Regions from separate parts of the Homo sapiens genome. Here all the other regions are linked to region 1. A link is a contact called in ENCODE Hi-C data. All regions are on one chromosome and are shown on one strand. The core of a region is the stretch at or near the end of the contact, and the rest is flanking DNA. Distances in the headings are between cores, read along the strand shown. Region 1 holds the start of USP38 (ubiquitin specific peptidase 38). Region 2 holds the start of MGST2 (microsomal glutathione S-transferase 2). Region 3 overlaps LINC00499 (long intergenic non-protein coding RNA 499).

Region 1 (3,822 bases), core at 763-3,262:
CAGTCCCCACTGGTGTTATAAATGAAGGAGAATGCTTGTACCAAGTAGAGCGGAAATGAACATGATTTTGAATCTATTCAGACCTGAAAGGTCCAAGACAGAACAACGAAGGTAGAGGTACTGGTAAAATTCCTCGGCGAGAAAGCATTTTCTAGGCAAGTATCATGTGACCCTTCTCTGCTTTCTGAGAATGCAGTTCATGGGCACAAAAACAAATATTTAAATCCTCGTACTCTTCCTTCCCTCATTCTATCTGTATTCCTCCTTTGTCTACTAGATACTGTAGACAAAAAATGTCACTATTTAAAAACTTCATAGTTATCTGGGATAATCCAGTAATAAAACAAACTGCACAATCCATTAATTCAAAAATGAGGAAATACAAAAATGGGGGAAAAACTCATTACAAAATTAGAGACACGTACAATAAATACTATGGTAAACATCATGCTACCATTAGTCACTAATGAATGGAAGCTTTCTGCAGTAGCTGTCATCCTCAAAGCATTCCAAATAACTTGAGCAGAGGCTGGGTAATTAAGCAACTTGTTTAGTGCCAAAGGTCTTAGACCTGGACGTTCTCAACCTTTAAAATGGGAACGCTGCCTGTTTTTAAAGTACGATGTGACGTCCTGAATAAGGTAGTGAATGTGAATAAATTTGGGATGAGGTATTAGGATTTGCTCTCGCTTAAGAATGTTTTTAGGGCAGGAGGAAAACATGGTGTGAATGTGTGTGTGCAAGAGAGACATATACTGATTTTTTATGAGATATTCTGAAAGATAATGACCCTTACCTGTGGAAGAGATGCTTGCAAAAACTTCTTGCAGGGAAGGCAGTAGTGTGGCAGGCTCGGCCTTCCAGATGTTCTGCAGCAAGTTACTCACTTTTGTCACCTGGGAGACATATTCCCGCAGCTCTCTTTCCTGGGTGGACACGCACTGGAAATGGCCTATCGTTCGAACCAGCTGTTGACAGAACGTGATGGACAATTTCCCCTTGGGGATGCATTGCACAAAGTCGGTCAGAAGGTCGCTCAGTCGGGCACAGAGCTGCGGCTCCGGCCTCTCACACACCATCCGTAACACCTCTACCTGCAGGAGGCTAAAGAGATCCAGCACCGACGGACAGCTCATAATCAGCTTCAGGCCGTTGTGAATGTAGTCCAGGATGGCTACATCCTTCCTGTCCAGAGAGTGGTAGCCCTGATGAAGGAGGCCCAACACGAAGGTCTTGTTGAAGAAGGACTCGAACTCTGGCCGGTGGTATCGTGCGTAGGCCTCCAGCACCTGGTGCCCCACCTGCCGCTGGAAAGGGTCCTGGCCCTCCAGGATGAGCCGGGTCGTCAGGTCAAACATGGCCTCGCACTGCGCCTCGTCTAGCCAGTGCTCCGCCGATTCCACCACCTTCCGCACAATCACCCGCTTGAGGGGCAGGGGATGCGAGGAACTCACAAGGCCCTCCAGGATCTTGTCCATTGTCGCCACGCTGCAAGGCCAGGGCCAGGGGATAAGGAGCGGGTGGCGGCAGCCCCGAGGTGGGGCAGGAGAGCCCCGGGGCGGAGATGAACTTGGAGCGCCGCAGCAGCAGCGCGACGGGCCACGGCCACCGCCGCCTCAGCAGCCACATTTATGGCGCAGGGAGACCCATCCAAGCCGGGGCGGGAGCTAGCGAGCCTGGAGAGCCTAAGAACCGACACCTGCGGCTGGCCTAAGGCGCCAGAGGCCCGTACTCCGCCGCCGCCCCGGGCCCTCGATCCCACTCAGCATCAGCGCCGAGGGGCCTGTCGGGCCCCCCAGCGGCGTCGGCGGGAGCTCAGGGCCCGGGGCTGCTAGCCGGCGGGTGGAGGAAGCACGCCTCCGAGTTCCGGGTCAGGTGTGGGCGTCCAGTCTCCAGCAGGTCGTGAGAAGAAGCCGGTCCTGGGCTGAGTCAGGAGGCGCTGTCACGGAGAGTGCTGGGATCAGCCGGGGAGAAGAGACCGAAGCGACACCCTTTGACCCGGATTTTGAAGTGCCGGCAAACAGGAAGTGAAGGACCTAAGAACCTCCGGAAGGACCGCCCCTCCGCCCCTCTGCCCCTCCGCCCCTCCGCCTGTCCGCCTCTCTCCTTCTCCCTTGTTCCCTCTCTCCCTCCCTGCTCCCCCACCTCCCTCCCGAGTCGTAGACTCCCTTCCCCCCGGCGCTGGGAGTCTCCTTCCCGCCCCGCCGCGCAGGTGCGGCGACGGCCGCGTCACTGGAGAGTGTGTCGAGTCACAGGCGGTCTTCCGCGCGGAGCGTCCCCGGCGGACGCTGCGCAGATGGCTGCGACTGTAGGATTCTTGCCGGCTAGTCTTCGTCGGTTCCGCCTGCGTCAGGTTACTCGTGAAAACTCGAATAAGTGCTATCGATGTGAAATCCGAGGAAAAGAGCATTTGGGGGAAAAGTAAGGAAAACTCAAAACTCGGATTGAGAAGTCTGCCTTGGCTCATTAATCAAGAATTGCGCTTGCGCGCCTAAATGTGACTGCCTTTATCCTGCGATGTCGGTATTGAAGTAAGAGCAATACTGGCGGCGTACCTAGCATTTAGCGACCATCAGTATCAGTAGCAGGCCTCTAGCAAAGAACCAGTTAGTGAGCTTTGTACCATATCGAAAATTATAAGCCGTCCAAAAAAGTGTGAGAGTAAGGAAAATGGCAGATTAGAATCAAAATATTTTTATACCTGTGTCATACAAGGGTACTTTGAAAATAGAAAACCAGGTGGAAATACCACAAAACTTATTGTATATGTTGACACCGAAGATGGTTTACAATAGGGAAGAACAGGTGCAATCATGCTTGTTCTGTTTCATGCCAAATTCCGAAGATTCACAGTAAGAATTTAATCAGAGGTCTTTATATTGGAAAATATTGCCTAACTGTAGCCTGCTTCAGGCTTGGTTAATATAGTTGTGAAACTAGACATTAAGGCCCTGTAATACAGACAAAACTTTAAAGAAATAGGTCATTTAAAATGTCCCGTAGAAAAATGAACAAAATTCTGTTACTTCAGTTTGCTAAATAGTGTTTTGTTTTTTTACCAAGTTACAAACACGATTACACTAATATATTCACACGTCGATTATGGTAGTCTTAAGAAGAGCAGTTTAGAGGAGACAGGAGCTTGAGTAAAAGGGAACTTAAGACCAAGTTGACTCGTAGGAAGATACGGAAGATAAAAGAGAATTGAGGTAATTAATCTATCAGTCATGCTAGAGACAGGAATGATTTTTCCAATAGGAGGTGAAGGTACACAGATGTTTGTCTTTACTGGGAATAATGCCACAGTGGAAGACAAAGGTAATATAGAAAATAAAATATTAAGAAGGAATTAAGTATTAAGAAGGATCGTGGATTTGAGGTGGAGTGGAGGAAATTTGGAATTAATCTTTGTGCTAAGAAACTAACAGGACGAATGAAGATTGCTGAATAGTACCAGCGAAGTGATTATTCCAAAGTAGACAAGAAAAAAATATTGGTAAATTTAAAACTTGACAGATTACTTTGAATTGTCTATAACATTTTCTTCTTTCTGTTAATATTAGGTCTTGAAAAATTGAATATTACAAAATAAGATGTCTGAGAGAACATAGTGCTATTAGTCCATATAAATTACATGTCATAATATTAGACTTCCAAAAGCACCATGACTCTGTATTTTTAAAATACCTCTTGAATGATAGATGCATGAAATGAAATACTAGGTTTTTATACCAAGATATTCAACGCTTATTTCCTTCTTTTGCCACTGGTTAAAAAATGTATGTAATATGCTCTTTTATAAGATTTCAATTGAAAGTGGCC
Region 2 (3,712 bases), core at 676-3,175, 3.5 Mb after region 1:
TGGGACTACAGGAGCGTGCCACCATGTCCAGCAAATTTGTGTATTTTAAGTAGAGACGGAGTTTCACCATGTTGGCCAGGATGGTCTCGATCTCTTGACCTCGTGATCCACCTGCCTTGGCCTCCCAAAGTACTCGGATTACAGGGGTGAGCCACCGTGCCCGGCCCTAACACCTTGTCATTAAACATTCCCTGTCCACCATTAATCATCATTCACCCAGTCTCCTCTCCTCTCTCCCCACCCCTACCCCCACTCCATCCAGCCCCCTAACATTCTGGCCCCAGTTCACACAGCCCCCTGCACAAGCAGCAAACAGGGAGGATGAGCACCTCTGTCAGCTTTGGGACATCTGTGGACCTGCAGGCCTAGGATAAAGGCGCATGCAGGTTTGGTAGCACCTGTGAGTCAGGATGCTACCAACAGTGAGCCTTAGACCTGCTAAATTAGGTTTAGCCTAAAGCTGCCTTCTGACATATTTTAAGTTCAGCCTAAAGGTTTCTCCGTACATCGTGAACTATATGCTTCCGTTTTCTGGGAGTCGCTTTCCTTTTTCTGTCCATAAATCTTCTTCTACCACGTGGCAGCCCCAGAGTCTCTCTGAACCTATTCCGGTTCCCCATGCCCAACTGTGAATCGTTCTTTGCTCAATTAAACTCAGTTAAATGTAATTTGTCTAGGGTTTTCCTTTTAACAGATCTAAGTGCTTCTTTAATTAGAAACAAATATCCTGCTCTTCTCCACAACAGATTGTGTGAATCAAACCACAAAACGTGAGTCTGAAGGTTCAAGATCTTCATACAATCTCAAAACAGACTGGCTAGGCAAGACATTGAGCATGCACGGAGGCCTGGACTGGATCCTCAGCTGTGAGGCCTTCCTGCTTCTGGCTGTTTGTGTAACCTGAGCAGTCTACGGCTTGGCCCTATTTCCTGGTACAGGCATACTTGGAAATATAAAGAAATATGCATGCTTGGTAAGAAGTCTTGCACTCTTGCACTCGGACCCCTTTCCCCAGCTGACATTGTAGGTAAGATAATATGAATTGAGCAAATGTGACTCCCATGGAGTAAAAGCCCTCTATTTAACCAGGCAGTCGAGATATTGAATAATCCTAGTGGGAAGCTGTTTTAAAATTTAGAGCTAATTACTTAATCTAAAGCTAATATTTCTGAAGGAAGTTTTTTTCAATCTGATAATCATACCACCATAGGCAGTTTATTTAAGAAAACACATTAATTAAAACATCAACGTTCAAGAAATCACAACCAGGTTTAGAAGCAGGCACGTTTCCTTTGGAACACTTGTAATTAATATTCACACCACTTCCTGCAGGTTAGCAGGCTACTAACGCTCGTTTGAACGGGCTGTGGGTCGTAATCACAGATGATGCAGAATCGCTGAGCTCTGAGGCCCCACAGCGTTCCAGTTGGGAGAACTAATCTCTGGAATGTTCTCAGTCTCTGCTTGCCCCTGGGAAGGAGGGTAGCAGGCGGCATGGGTGACCCTGAGGCGACTGTGCTCTGAGGACCCAGAGCTACCTGCAAGGGCAAGTAGGAAACAAAACACCGGACCCATCTCCCTCCCTCCCTCTCTCTCCCGCAAGCCTTGTCACACACACACACACACGCACACACGCGCACACACACGAACTTCCCATGCCTCTTACTTTGCTGACAGGCCGAGAGAATAGAGACAGCAGCCAGCAGGATCGAGTTCCCGGCCATCTTTCTCACGGAACTATTTGTAGAGCGCACGGGAAGATAAATGGCGCTTCTTGACTTTGAATGCTGACCTTCCTTATCGGGTAAACAAAGTTGGGGACCGGGTGGGGGGAAAAGGCTGATTCAAGCGGCTGAATGACCTTTGCTCTGGAACAGAAGTCAGGAAGGCAGGCAGGTCTGGGGCTGCCGGTCACAGATCTTTATGGGGCTGGGAGTTGCTTCCGGCGTTTGTTTTAAGCCTCTCCCACGGCCAGCGGGCAGGGCTGTAGCTCACTGTGGGACCAGCCCTCCAGCCGCAGTGCCAGTTACACTATCTTCTCTGCCAATGCACAGACTCTCTGGATCCCTTTCATCCCCACGCCCTTCCCTCCTAGGGCCTTGCTGAGACCTTTCTCACCTCCTGTGGAAAAAGTGAGAAGGAACTACTTACTTAATCCTGTTGACATTTTAAATGCTAATTTAAGCCAGTTCTAATGTATTCACGCTCTGAATGGCCGATTTAGGATTTGAACCCAGTCTAGCAGATTACAACTGTGCCCTATCCCCTGCACCAGGCTGCCTCTCACTGTCACCTAGAGACTCTGATAATAATCATACTTTTTTTTTTTAAGACAGGGTCTTGATCTGTCACCCAGGCTGGAGTGTGTGGTGGCACGATCATAGCTCACTGCAGCCTCCAACTCTTGGGCTTAAGTAATCCTCCTGCCTCAGCCTCCCAAGTAGCTAGAACTACAGCCACAAGTCACTGTGCCCAGCCATTTTTAAAAAAATAAACCGGCCGGGCGCGATGGCTCACACTTGTAATCCCAGCACTTTAAGAGGCCAAGGAGGGTGAATCACGAGGTCAGGAGATCAAGACTATCCTGGCTAACACAGTAAAACCCCTTCTCTACTAAAAATACAAAAAATCAGCTGGGCATGGTGGCACGAACCTGTAGTCCCAGCTACGCAGGAGGCTGAGGCAGGAGAATCTGCTCTTTAGAGATGCAGATTCTGGCCTGGAAGGATGGCTCATGCCTGTAATCCCAACAGTTTGGGAGGCTGAAATGGGCAGATGGTTTGAGCTCAGGAGTTCGAGACCAGCCTGGGTAACATGGCAAAACCCCATCTCTTAAAGAAATACAAAAATTAGCAGGGCATGGTGGCACGTGCCTGTAGTCCCAGCTACTTAGGGGGCTGAGGCAAGGGGATTGCTTGAACCCAGGAGCCTGAGACTGCAGTGAGCCAAGGTCGTTCCACTGCACTTCAGCCTGGGTGACAAAGTGAGACCCTGTCTCAAACAAATAATAAAAATAAAGATGCAGCTTCCCAAAAACCAGAGCTGGGGGCCTTTCCTCACCCCATCCTACAGCACCATTAGAGGGTATATCTTGGCTCAAGCTGCTATAACAAAGATACCATAGACTGGGTGGCTTACAATAGCAATTTATTCGTCACAGTCCTGAAGGCTGGGAAGTCCAAGATGACAGTGCTGGCCAATCAGTTCCTGGTGAGGGCCCTCTTCCTGGTTTGCAGAAGGACACCTTCATGTTGGAGACAGAGAAAGAGTAAGCTTCCTGGTCACTTCTTATAAGGGCACAGATCCCATTATGGGGGCCTATGCTCATAACCTCACCTGTAGCTAATTATCTGCCAAATGCCTGATAACATCACGTTGGGGGTTAGGGTCTCAACATATGAATTGCAGAGGGGACACAAACATTTAGTCCCTAGCAGGGAGCTCCCAGTGTCTTCTGGGGAGGGCAGTTGCCTCAGCCTCACACAGACCCTACAATTTAATAACACAACCTTGGGCCTCTCTGAGCCTCCATTTAATAAGATAGGGCTAATAAGAGCTGAAGAGAAGTTTAAATGACATAATCCTATTCTAAGGATTGAATTAGTTAATACTTATAGAGCACTTAAAACAGCACCTGGCATATACAAATGTGTTCTGTGTGTCTGCAAAATAAACACATAAAGTATCTAGACAAGTACTTAGCATATAATGT
Region 3 (3,729 bases), core at 1,115-3,614, 4.8 Mb after region 1:
GCTACGGATTAGCCAGATGGCTTTCAAATCAACAGTGAACAGTCTCACGAAACTACTATTTTCCACCTTAGTTTCCCCAAAGGAAATTAAAGCTATAATCTTATAAAATATTCTACATAATTTAAACTCTTGGTTTAATATTGTCATTTTATGCCTTATGCTTACACCTGCATTTTAATAAATGCAACACAGTGTGCATCTCCTGGTGTGTCTCTGGGGATATGCTTTTTATCCTTTTGTTATTTTGCATTGATTTAGAACTACCTTTTCTCTGGGTCATTTGTGGTGTCATAAGTTCTGTCTTTAAGTGATGGCAATAATACAGAGAAAATTTTCTGTTAATGCCGAGCTATTATTTAAAAGAGATAATAATAATTCTTCATGAGAATCTCTACAACACCTTCCTGGGAGGCCAGGAAGAGGCATTTTAGATGATTCCTTTTTAGCAGCTTGGGGACATGAAAAGACTTGTAGTTTGATGCTTTCTTATGTCCGTAGGTGCAGATGAAATGCGATAGTGTAATCAGTAATCCTTGACAGTGATGACAAGGATGTGTGTTCTGCCTGGGATAATTTCCATGAATTCAAGGGCTGTCATTGAGTTTGGCCTGGGCATGACAGCTTCTTCTTGAGGAAGCCATCGTGTACCCTGATATCACCATTTTCTCTTCCAAGAAACAGCTGATATATTGAACAGAGATGACTTGTGGAATATAGTCAAGAAGTAGCTTAAATGTTCTCTCCCTCTATCCTTTTAAATGTAGTTTGTAAGTTTAGCCTTTTCATTTCTTTGTGAAAAGTTAGGCAGATTCCATGATGTTTCTGGTCACTGTTGAGTAATACAGTTTTCTTGTTACTTCAGGTCACAGAAAACTGCCCCAGTTTAGTAATTTAACTGTCAGAAGCATGTGTTTGTAAAAACTTTGATCTTGTGTTAAAGTTGAAGTTTTTTTCCTTTCTGGCAGCTTGAGTCTGCTGTGAGTGGGAAGCCAGAAGTTGAAGTAGGGGTGGAAGAGATTTATTACCTAGTCTAATACTACTTCTACTCCTTCTCCAATTCACCGGCAGAGTTTTCTGGCTCTTCAAGGATTGGTGCCAGGAAGGAAGAAGTAAGAAAGGCAGCAAAGATGTTACTTCACAGCTCCTTGTGAGGTGATCTAGCATTTTGGCAGTTGTTTACAGCTGACAACTTGACAGATGGTCACAGCAGACTCTTTTGTGGGGGCTTTTGTGAATTTTCTGTAGTTCTCTGTAAGATCTCAAGCAGGGGTCAGCTTGCTCTTTGCAGTATGATCAGTAAATGTGTCTTCTCTGAAGCAAATGATCCCCCTTCTCACTTTGTGGCATATCCTATGAATTCTATCCAGTGCCTGATGAATGTGTGATAATCAATTGATGACAGATAAAGAAACACTGCCATAAACTGAGTTGGTTAATCAATATAATGAAAGAGTTTATACTGATAGGATGTATGGGATAGAAGAAAGCACACATCAACACAATGATAAATAATATTGATATTGCAAGTAGACAGGAATAGTAATGATGGAATTGAAGTCATCTGCAAGGGGCAAAGACAAAAAGGAAAATAAGAAAGAAGGGCATATAGATAAAATTGCATTGTCAAGTGAAAAGAGAATATGTTTAGGATTGTCTGACAATCAAAAACTGTTTAAAAGAGGAAGTTATACCAGCATATTGCATTTGTGGTTAGGTAGACAATAATTTCACAACAGCACATGACTCAATAGGCTTGAACAGCACGAAGTGTCTGCCCAAATGCTACTAAGAATTTAGGCAGTCAATAAAACAGGGAAGAAAAAAGTGAATGGACATTTTTCTTTTCAAGAGAAGCTTTATATGCTTCTTTTAAAAGGATGGAAGTATGTTATAAACAGAAATTAAATGGTTGAAATAGGGTTTAATTTAAAGACAGTAAGACCATCAATATGCTCATTAAATACCAGTTGGCTATTAGAAACCTGTTTAATGAGATTTACCAACCACTAAAACCATCATGTCTGTCAGTTCAGCAGCCATTAAATATCAGTAATTTTGTTTGTTATGGAAAATACAGTTAAACTATTCCAAGAGAGTCAGAAAGTTACAAATAACAATGAGTAATATAATATTTGTTGAGTGTTTATAGCAAACTAGCCACTACTCTAACATTTTCCTGAACACAATTTCCTTTAGTACTCACAAGGTCAGTGTCACTGTGTCCTATTCATAGTTAGGGGAACTGAGGCCTGGGCAGTGTAATTAACTTACCTAAGGTCACACAGCCAGGCAGTGGGTTGAAGCTTAAACTCAGGCAGTCTGACTCCAGAACCCACATTCCTAACCAATGAGTTACCCAATGGTACCTGTCATAAAATATATCCAGCAGTCTTAGGGCAAATCTAATAGTAGCAGCCTTACCTGCTAGAGGCTGGTGATCTGATTTTCAGCCCAGACCTCCATGTGGTCTTTGTCACACTGGTGGCAGGAGTCAGATGGTCTCTTGCAGAAAGAACTGTGAGAGAGTCACCTGTCACAGGCCCTTGCTTTCACTTCTGCACAGTTTCAGCCAGATCAAGGACTGGAGACAGGAAAGCAGGGCTCCTGAAGTTTTGACCCTCCTAGCTCTTTCTTTGTCTCGGATTTTTAATTCTTTCATCACCTGCAGTCTCTCAGATCTACTTTCTCTTTGGTCACTACCCAAAGCTCTCTTTCTTACCATCCTGCATCACCTCGTTTTGTATCTTCCATTTTGTTTGTGGCCTGGGGTGCAGGTGGGCAATGGTATAGGGGAGAGCTTGTCTCAAAGATTCACTGATTCCTGAGGGCAGAGTGTGTTTGCAGAAGGCTGAAAATGTGCACGAAGACCCCCTGAATGTTTTGCATCTGTGGTATTGTATTATGGTTAACATTTTGGGGGCAAATTGTGAATGGTGAAAGCTTAAAAAAAACCCAACTAATTATGAAAGGGAATGTTGTGCTTACATAATTATTGCTTGTCAAAACTGCGCTTAATAAATACAGCCCATAGCAGGATTTTATTCTCTGCATTACAGTTAATAATTAATCCTCCAAACTTATTGTCTACTGCTAATAAACACATACCAAGCTTATTACTCTCTCTAAATTCTTGCCCAATATGTCAACTTGTTTCCTTCTTATTTCTTTTCTCTTACCCCTAATTTTTAAAAGTTGAAATCCATATTATTTCATACTGCTCAATAATGCTTCTAAAAACTTTTTTTCCTAGAGTTTTTCTACAAATAGAAGTGTTGAATAATAAAATTATAATCATATCTTTATCTTTCACTTGGCTAGATTTTGGATTATGCCCTTAGGTTAAGAACTGTATCTTTTGCACCTCAATACAGTGCCAATCACATTGCTACACTTTACAACTAAATAACAACCTTAGTACCAACATATATGAGGTCTTATTAACCTTAACTCTGAACTTATACTTTTAAGGAAATAATTATGCATACACACTAGACTATGTGGGAGTCCAAAGTCTGGAAAAAAATATAGCAAGACCTTTATGTAAGATACTCAACCAAACATATTCAGCTAAAATAAAATACCCAATTCTAGAAATAGCATGTAGTGGATGACACCAGTAAGCTAAACCAGATGGCTTGTATGACAATGTCCTGTGTTAGAGATTCTGAAGTCACCCTTTGGGAACCCATTTCATTGCCTAATATTGAAGTTGGAAAGAAACTCTTTGCA

The links. A loop is a pair of places that touch in the nucleus more often than their neighbours do. Pooled maps may share reads with other maps.
Region 2: a pooled map shows a loop between it and region 1 (11-fold over the local background). The contact joins the promoter of MGST2 here to the promoter of USP38 in region 1. A Hi-C loop is called at or near these places in 8 of 50 pooled maps.
Region 3: a map with no recorded cell type shows a loop between it and region 1 (7-fold over the local background). The contact joins the enhancer-like site here to the promoter of USP38 in region 1. A Hi-C loop is called at or near these places in 2 of 37 single-sample maps with no recorded cell type and 1 of 50 pooled maps.

Annotation. Positions count from the first base shown.
Region 1 is chr4:143,183,107-143,186,928 of GRCh38, reverse strand. It overlaps USP38 (ubiquitin specific peptidase 38), which reads right to left and starts at 2,012. Exons shown (of 10, transcript NM_032557.6): 1 at 797-2,012. The coding sequence starts at 1,478. It overlaps USP38-DT (USP38 divergent transcript), which reads left to right and starts at 2,068. Exons shown (of 4, transcript NR_185979.1): 1 at 2,068-2,421. RefSeq lists silencers at 1,621-1,870, 2,091-2,140 and enhancers at 1,192-2,076, 2,077-2,962.
Region 2 is chr4:139,664,032-139,667,743 of GRCh38, reverse strand. MGST2 (microsomal glutathione S-transferase 2) reads right to left here and starts at 1,925. Exons shown (of 5, transcript NM_002413.5): 1 at 1,667-1,925. The coding sequence starts at 1,724. RefSeq lists enhancers at 1,701-1,870, 1,167-2,366.
Region 3 is chr4:138,404,351-138,408,079 of GRCh38, reverse strand. All of the region lies in intron 2 of LINC00499 (long intergenic non-protein coding RNA 499), which reads right to left. Among named protein-coding and RNA genes, the nearest start is that of LINC00498, 94 kb to the right of the region's middle. RefSeq lists an enhancer at 2,401-2,460. Within about 2 kb of position 2,364, at least 3 of the 41 ENCODE cell types and tissues checked have a DNase peak (open chromatin) inside an H3K27ac peak, as active enhancers do.